Linked DNA regions of Homo sapiens: region 1 is linked to region 2. Evidence: read pairs that join two places in POLR2A ChIA-PET (ENCODE). Cell type or tissue: OCI-LY7. All regions are shown on one strand. Each heading gives the region's core, and the rest is flanking DNA. Links, peaks and the distances in the headings are about the cores only. Region 1 has its middle 9.6 kb from the start of ARFGEF2. Region 2 has its middle 19 kb from the start of SCREEM1.

Evidence for each region. Peaks named below come from ENCODE experiments on the same cell type or tissue, not always from the same donor. Only the 100,000 strongest peaks of a DNase experiment are listed, where the experiment ranks them.
Region 1: POLR2A ChIA-PET joins it to region 2 with 5 read pairs; 1 of 35 experiments calls an interaction of 5 or more read pairs at or near these places.

The regions. Positions count from the first base shown.
Region 1 is chr20:48,909,948-48,914,333 of GRCh38, forward strand. No RefSeq gene overlaps it. Among named protein-coding and RNA genes, the nearest start is that of ARFGEF2, 9.6 kb to the right of the region's middle. In OCI-LY7, for the core only: a CTCF peak has its summit at 2,366; a DNase peak (open chromatin) is centred at 2,374.
Region 2 is chr20:50,009,735-50,014,120 of GRCh38, forward strand. No RefSeq gene overlaps it. Among named protein-coding and RNA genes, the nearest start is that of SCREEM1, 19 kb to the right of the region's middle. In OCI-LY7, for the core only: no CTCF peak of the experiment used is centred there; DNase peaks (open chromatin) are centred at 2,627 and 3,107; H3K4me3 peaks cover 1,270 bases; H3K27ac peaks cover 2,535 bases.

The DNA of each region.
Region 1 (4,386 bases), core at 91-4,090, 1.1 Mb before region 2:
AGGAAAGGTTAAAGAAAAACATGCCCCTCCCTTTTTAGGAAACCACTTGGAAGTCCCTCCTAATCCTTTGCTTATATCTCATAGCTAGAACTTAATCACAAGACCACGCTTAGGTACAAGGAAGGCAGGAATGAGCAGTCCTTAGCTGAGCGGTTAGGTCCTCAACTAAAAATAAGAGTTATGTTGCTAAAGAGGAAAGAAAGAATGATGCTGAAGGAGGCTACTGGAGATCTCTGCCTGGGTCTGCCTCTGCTGTGTTCAACCAAGAACTCTGCATGGGAGAGCCAAGCCAGACTGATGCAAGGCAAGTGAGCTCCAAAACTGGGGCTTCACCTGGGAGGGTTCTTGGCTTTACCCAGCAGAGAATTCAAGGGCAAGTCAGTGGTGTTAGACAGCAACTTTTATTGAAGCAGCAGTGTACGGCAACAGCAGAGGTACTGCTCCTTGCAGAGCAGGGCTAACCCCTGGGCATAGGGGTTGTTGGCAGCTGTATTTATATCCACTTATAATTATATGTTAATGAAGAGGCACGTTATCCAGAACTTTCTGGAAAAAGGGTGAGGAGTTTCTGAAACCATATAAAGTAACTTCCTGGCTGTTGCCATGGCATTTGTAAACTGTCAGGGTGCTGGTGGGAGCGTCTTTGTGCTAACGAGCAGTGAGGGCAACTAGAGGTCACTTTCTTTGCCATGTTCTGTTTCTTCACTGCATCCTGTTTCAACCAGATCCTGCTCTGATGAGCTGGGTTGCTATGGTGGTTGTGATCAGTGCTCGGAAAACAAGTCCTGCTGATTTACCTCAAGACTGCGAGATGGTGGCCACGGGAGAGGAGGGACCCTGACAATGCCTAATCACGTTGACCCAGCTGGCTCCTCTCTTAATTTTCTCCAATTCTTTTTTATTTTTGAGATGGAGTCTCACTCTGTCACATAGGCTGGAGTTCAGCTTACTGCAACCTCTGCTTCCCGGGTTCAAGCGATTCTCCTGTCTCAGCCTCCCAAGTAGCTGGGACTATAGGCACCCACCACAATGCCTAATTTTTTGTATTTTTGGTAGAGACGGGGTTTCACCATGTTGGCCAGGCTGGTCTCGAACTCCTGACCTCAGGTGATCTGCCTGCCTCAGCCTCTCAAACTCCTGGGATTACAGGTGTGAGCCACTGTGCCTGGCCTTCTCCAGTTTTTTTAAACCCTTCCACCTCATTTGTCTTAAACTCCCACCAGCACTTCCCTGACCCTGGATCCCCTCATTTTCCTGATCCATTTTCTATCCAAGGAAAACCCACAGTCCCAACCCACTTCCTGGCCAGTCTAGCTCCCATGCCTTTATACATGCTGTTCCTTTCACCTGGAAGGGCCCTCCTTCTCCCTGTGGCTTATCTAAAGGTTACCTGTGAGGAGCATTTGTCATGCTTCTTGGCCACCCAGTATCTTTTGTTTGTTTTTTTGAGACTGAGCTGGAGTGCAGTGGTGCAATCACTGCTCACTGCAGCCTCAACTTCCTGGGCTCAAGCAATCCTCCCACTTCAGCCTTCTGTGTAGCTGGAACCACAGGTGTGTACCACCGCGCCCGACTAATTTTTTCATTTTTTATAGAGACAGGGTCGAGGCTGGTCTCAAATTCCTGGGCTCAAGCCATCCTTCTGCCTCAGCCTCCCAGAGTGCTGAGATTACAAGCCTGAGCCACCGTGCCTGGCCCCCGCCTCAATCTTTAAAGCCGGTAATGTCATTCTGAAGGCTCCCTTGTTAAATAAAAAATAAAAAGCCAGTAACGGCATCACCCCAACCTCTGCTTCTGTCATCATATCTCCTTCTCTGACCCTGACCTCCCTGCCTCCCTCTCCCTGACCTCCCTGCCTCCCTAAGTACCCCTGTGATTACATTTGGCCCACCCAGATAATCCAGAATAATCTTCCCGTCTCAAGAGTCTTCATTTAATCCCATCTGCAAAGTTTGCCACGTGAGGCCACGTATTCACAGATCCTAGGGGCTCAAGATACTGGAATCTTTGGGGTCTAATATGAATCTGTCCACTACAGTTAGGTTCCCCAGAAGCACATCCTCAGACAAGGATTTGGGTGCAAATGGTTTATTTGGGGGTGCTTCCAGGAAGCAGCAGTGGAAGAGTGGAGAAGTGAAACTGGGAAGGGAAGGAAGCCTGAGGGGGTCATCCAGCCAGACACCTCTGCGGGCACCTGAGGCTGAGTCCCCAGGGCACCTCTAGGAAACTGAGCAGAGAACCCTACAGCGCTGTCTGTTCTTCCCTGTGGGGCTTTCCCCAGGCTGTTCACCATCTGGCACTTCTGGTCTGCCCCGTCTTGGCTGAACACACATCTGCAGCCAGAGACAGCACTCAGGCCTAGAGTCTGGCATATTTAAAACCAATAAAGTACCGAAACAGTGTGTAGCAGACACTGTTGGTGCCCCCAGCTGTCTGCCCTGGGCACTCACTTCTACTCACTGGAGGTAGCTGCTGTCTGAGGGCACCTGCTATGTTCTGGCCCTGGGGCTCTAGGGGCTGGCAGTCTGAGTGCAGGACCAAGTGTCAGAGTTAATGTCCCTAGAACAGCCCTTATGCAATGGCAGATGGGAACCTGGCGAATGAACATCCCAGCTTCCTAATCCCTCAGCTGGGGTAACTCAGACGGGTCTACATTGGCTCCCCAGCTCCCCAGTGGGGTTGAACTCTGGTGCCCTCGGAGGTCACCAGCTGGTGTCACACCTGCATTGGCTGCCTTCCCTTCTCTTCCCTGCTCCATCCCACATCCCTGCTGATGGGTCCTGGGATCACCACCCAAATATATGGGAATCCCTGTCATAGGGTTGTCTTTTGGGGGAGCCCAAACCAAGACACAGGGACAAAAATAAACCCCACAACTTAAACCACACAACTGCGGTGTGTTACATATTTACATTGAAGAAATTCACATTTTTTTAGTGCAGCTGGACACAAAGAACACAAATAAGCAGAATATAATTTACATTATAAATTACATGCTGGTAGATTCCCTGAGGTCAGGAGTTCGCAACCAGTCTCTACTAAAAATACAAAAAAATCAACCAGGTGTGGTGGCGGGCACCTGTAATCCCAGCTACTCGGGAGGCTGAGGCAGGGGAATTGCTTGAACCAGGGAGGTGGAGGTTGCAGTTAGCCAAGATAGCGCCACTGCACTCCAGCTTGGGCGACAGAGCAAGACTCTGTCTCAAAATACACACATACGTAAATAAATAAATACATAAAACACACATGTACACACAATGCAGCTATATTATACATACACACACACATGCTGTCTCCTTTGTAGAGAATTCCAAAAGTCTATATTTGAGGCTCCTCCTTCATATGAGGCCCAGCCAAATGATGCTTCTGCCTCGAATACCCCTCCTAGCCCTGACCTCAGAATTGAGGGGGTTGTATTTGAGTTTTGTCTTAAAGTACACATGGAAAATACACATTTCAGGCCGGGTGTGGTGGCTTACTCCTGTAATCTCAGCACTTTGGGAGGCTGAGGCGGGCAGATCACTTGAGGTCAGGAGTTTCAGACCAGCCTGGTCAACATGGTGAAACTCAGTCCCAACAAAAAAATTTAAAAACTAGCCAGTGTGGTAGTGCTTACCTGCAGTCCCAGCCACTCAGGAGGCTGAGGTGGGAGGATTGCCTAAGCTCGGGAGTTCGAGGCTGCAGTGAGCTATGATCACATCACTGCACTCCAGCCTGACAGTCAGAGCAAGACTTTGCCTTAAAAATTTTTTTAAAAATTGTCTAGTAGTCTAGCACAGCTGCTGGACAGAGGGGCACTGGGAGTAGGATTGCTAGACAAAACACAATATGCCCAGCTAGATTCGAATTTCTGGTAAACAGTGAATACTTTTTAGTATAACCACATCCCAATTATTGCATGGGACCCTCTTTTACTAAAAAAAGTATTTGTTGTTTATCTGAAGTTCAGATGTAACTGAACATCCTGTATTTTTATTTTCTAAATCTGGCCACCATAACTGAAAGAGAGAGAGAGAACAGTGAGAGGGAAAGCGAGACATAAGACCACAGGGACACAAAAATGGGGACAGACAGAGAAATAGGGACAAATAGAGAAAGAATAAAGGAGAGATGGACAAACACAGATATGGCCACAAGATGCCTGCAGTAGGAAAACAGAAGAAGAGGCAGAAAGGGGGCAGACCCAGAGACCACCTCCTAGACTGGGGAAGATAGAAGGGGAACAGCCCAGCGTGGACAGGGGCCTAGCCAGAGTTCCTTCCCCAGGCAAGGCTAGGGAGAGAAGCACCTACAGGAGGGCACAGTTTTAAAAAAAATTGCTGACCAGGTGCAGTGGCTCATACCTGTAATCCCAGCACTTTCGGAGGCTGAGGCGGGCAGATCACG
Region 2 (4,386 bases), core at 300-4,299:
TACCCTCCTGCAAAGGCTCAGAGAAGGCTTTGCCACCCAGGTCGACTAGGAGGGTGCCATGGGTTCTGAAGCCCCTCCGCACCCTTAGCAGGGCCCAGCGCAGGCTGGCTGCGATGTTTGCTCTTTGTCTTTACGGTGTTTCTGAACTTGGAGTTCTGGAGGCTGCGCCTGCCGGGCCGAGGAGGGGGCCCTTTCTGCAGCCGCAGGCGGAGGCCCCTCGCAGCCCGGGCGCCCCTCCAGGCCGCGGCCCCGGCGAGACGAATGCAGCACACGGCCGCCTTTATGGGGCCCGCAGACAGCGCGTCGCCAGGCTAACCCTGCGTGGAAAATTCGGAGGTGGAAGGCGAGGCGCCTTATTGAGGGGGCCGGCAGCGGCGGCGGCGGCGGCGAGGGGGCGGCGGGGGCTGTGCGGCCCGGGCCGGAAACGTGAGCCGGGCTGGGGGCGGCGACCACCCCCGCGCATTCCCCGGCCCTCCCGGGACCACCGCGCGCCCCGGCCGGCAGGTGGAGGAGCAGGAGGCGCCCTCACCGTCCCCGCCCTGGGAGGACGCCTTCAGGGCCAAGCTCCCCTGGCCTCGTTGACCTCCTCCGCTGAATAGGCCCTTCCCTTTTGGGGCGGCAGGACTAAATTGCGGCCTGGGGCCCAGGACACGGGAGCAACCAGCGACACCGGTCACTTACGGATGCTGTTAACACGATGGTCCGCCCCATGGACCACAAATTGAGGCTGAGACACTCAGGAGACGGTGGCACACTCAGATGCCAGGGCCGTGCCCCATGGCCTAAGGGGACACCTGAACCACACTAGAAATTGGAGCGGCCCCTGAAAGTGGAGGTCATTAATAAGATCAAAGTTAAGGGCCCAGGACCTGCAGGTGCCCAGCCCGGAGCTGCCATGGTGGGGCTGGAGCCACCCCGAGGTACCTCTCTGAACCTCAGTTTTCTCATCTGTCAAGTGCGGATGGGCCAGGCACTGTGTCAGAAGCCCAACGAAGAACAGAGGGCAGGAGCCACTAGCTTCTTGACTCCTGGGTTTCCATCCCAGGCAAGGCAACAGACGGATGCCCCTGGCAGAGGGACATAGAAACAAAAAGTCAAGCCCGGCCCAGTGGCTCAGGCCTGTAATCCCAGCACTTTAGGAGGCCGATGCAGGAGGATTGCTTAAGCCCAGGAGTTCAAGACCAGCCTGGGCAACATAGCGAGATCCTCTCTCTACAAGACATTTAAAAATTAGCTGGGCATGGTGGCACGCATCTGTAGTCCCAGCTACTCGGGAGACTGAAGTGGAAGGATTGCTCGAGTTTGGGAGGTTGAGGCTGCAATGAGCTGTGATCATGCCACTGTACTCCAGCCTGGGAGACAGAGCGAGACCCTGCTTCAAAAAAGAAAGAAAGAGCCGGGCGCAGTGGCTCACGCCTATAATCCCAACACTTTGGGAGGCCGAGGTGGGTGGATCACCTGAGGTCAGGAGTTTGAGACCAGCCTCCTCAACATGGTGAAACCCTGTCTGTACTAAAAATACAAAAAATTAGCCGGGCATGGTGATGTGCACCTGTAATCCCAGTCACCAGGAGGCTGAGACAGGAGAATCGCTTGAACCCAGAAGGCAGAGGTTGCAGTGAGCCGAGATCGCGCCACTGCACTCCAGCCTGGGCGACAGAGCGAGATTCTGTCTCAAAAAAGAAAGAAAGAAAGAGCCTGGCACAGTGGCTCACACCTGTACTCCTAGCACTTTGGGAAGCCAAGGCAGGCAGATCACAAGGTCAGGAGTTCGAGACCAGCCTGGCTAATATGGTGAAACCCCGTCTCTACCAAAAATACAAAAATTAGCCAGGCATGGTGGCAGGCACCTGTAGTTCGAGCTACTCGGGAGGCTGAGGCAGGAGAATCACTTGAACTCAGGAGGCAGAGGTTGCAGTGAGCCGAGATTGTGCCACTGCACTCCAGCCTGGGTGATAGAGTGAGACTGTCTCAAAAAAAAGAGAGAGAGAGGAGCGAGGAGGGGAGGGGAGGGAAGGGAAGGGAAGGGAAGGGAAAAGCTGCACAGGTTGCATATATAATTAACACCCTGGGTCCTTGGATTGGAAGGAGAGAGGAGGCATGAGAGGATGACTGGAGGAAGGGGAAGGCAGGTGACCCTCCAGGATATGGGACTTGGGGAAGGGGCAAACCCCTAATTTCTTTTTTTTCCTTTTCTTTTTTATTTTTATTTTTTTTTTTTAGATGGAGTCTTGGTCTGTTGCCCAGGCTGGAGTGCAGTGGCACAATCTCGGCTCACTGCAGCCTCGGCCTCCTGGGTTCAAGTGATTCTCCTGCCTCAGCCTCCCAAGTAGCTGGGACTACAAGGACCCCCCACCATGCCCGGTTAATTTTTGTAGTTTTAGTAGAGACGGGGGTTTCACCATGTTCGGCCAGGCTGATCTCGAACTCGTGATCTCAGGTGATCCTCCCACCTTGGCATCCCAAAGTGTTGGGATCATAGGCATGAGCCATCACACCTGGCCCAAAGGACCAATTTCAGACTCAGACTCAGAGAAGGCAGAAGTGAAGCTCAGGGTAGCCAGGTGTTGATTTTTGCATTTGCCGTTCCCTCTTCCTGGAACACTTTCTTACCCCTGTTGTCTCTGCAGCTGTTTCCCTCACTTCCGCTAGGCTGGGGCTTGAAGATCGCCTCTTTAAAGAAGCTTTCTCAGACCATGTGTCTAAGCCCTGCTGCCTTGGCCCTTCTCTTTGCCCCTGGCAAAGATACTTATTTCTTTTTATTATCTTGCATGCCTTTGGTTCACTTGTTTCTTGTCTGTCTCCTCCACCTGCCAGTGAGCTCAGTGAGGGTGGGACTTCGTTCACAGCTATAGCCTCTGCCCCCAACCCAGCACACAGTAGGTGCTCAAGAAATGCTCAAGCAGTGAATGAATGAATGGACAAAGCCAGGCCGTGGAAGACAAAGAAAGCCTCAGCTTTCTTTCTGGTGACTTGGTTTCTGGCTAGCAGAGGACAGGTTTCCTGAGTTACAGATAAGCAGAAGGTCAGGTGAATCAACGATAAGGGATGATAAGGCTCCAGGACCCACCGGCTGTTCCTGCCTCCTGGGGCCCCACAGAGGAAGCTCATTTTCAGCTTACTGCAGAACCTCCAGCAGAGCCGGGGCCTGGGAGCTGGGAGCCTACTCTGACTGCCACTGCTGCGGGGTGAGAATTCTCACACATTGTAAACGCTGCCCTGGCTCCTTTCTGGCTGGGGCAGCCAGGTGGACCTGCCCTGGGCTGGACAGGAGGTTTCCAGGTCCCCAGGATGGATGGTGTGTGTGACGGGGCCTCCCAGACCCCAGGATCCTCTTCCTGGGGGCGGGGCTTGGGCACTGGGTTCCCACAGATAGAATAGCTTAGAGCTCAAGGGTGAGCCAGCTGCCTGGGTTCAAATCCTGGCTCAGCCATTTAGAATTGGGCAAGCTATTCCAGCTGTACTGTGGTCCTCACTGTAAAAAGCTATAATAGTAGAAGTGTGTAAGAATACAGTACCTGGGCCTAGTTCGGGGCTCTGATCAGCTCCTGTGCCATAGATCCCTTTTTTATTATACATTTAGATTCATGTGTGTGTGTGTGTGTGTGTATATATATATATATATATATATTTTTTTTTTTTTTGAGACAGAGTCTCGCTCTGTTGCCCAGGCTGGAGTGCAGTGGGGCAATCTCAGCTCACCACAACCTCCACCTCCCGGGTTCAAGCAATTCTCCTGCCTCAGCCTCCTGAGTAGCTGGAACGACAGGCACGCACCACCATGCCTGGCTAAATTTTAGTAGAGATGGAGTTTCACCATGTTGGCCAGGCTAGTCTCAAACTCCTGACCTCGTGATCCGCCCACCTCAGCCTCCCAAAGTGCTGGGATTATAGGCATGAGCCACCACGCCCAGCCTTAGATTTACCTTTATAAATGAAATTGTATAGCATTAAAGTAAAACATTATATTAAACTAAAGTCATTAAAATATTTAATAGCTGAATGTTTGATATGGTGACAGCTGTGCTTTTTGGTTTTTGTTTATTTATTTATTTTTGAAACAGGCACTTACTCTGTTGCCCAGGCTGGAGTGCAGTGGAATGATTATGGCTCACTGCAGCCTCCACCACCCAGGCCCAAGCAATCCTCCCACCTCAGCTCCCTGAGTAGCTGGGACCAGAGGCCCACACCACCACACCCAGATAATTTTTTGTATTTTTGGTAGAGACAGGGTTCACCATGTTGCCCAGGCTGGCCTCAAACTCCTCAGCCTCCCAAAGTGCTGGGATTACAGGCGCAAGCCACCATGCCCAGCCAACTATGGTAATTTTGAAATCAGGAAGAGGACGAATGCTCTTTCTATGACACTGTAAAGAGACATGGACA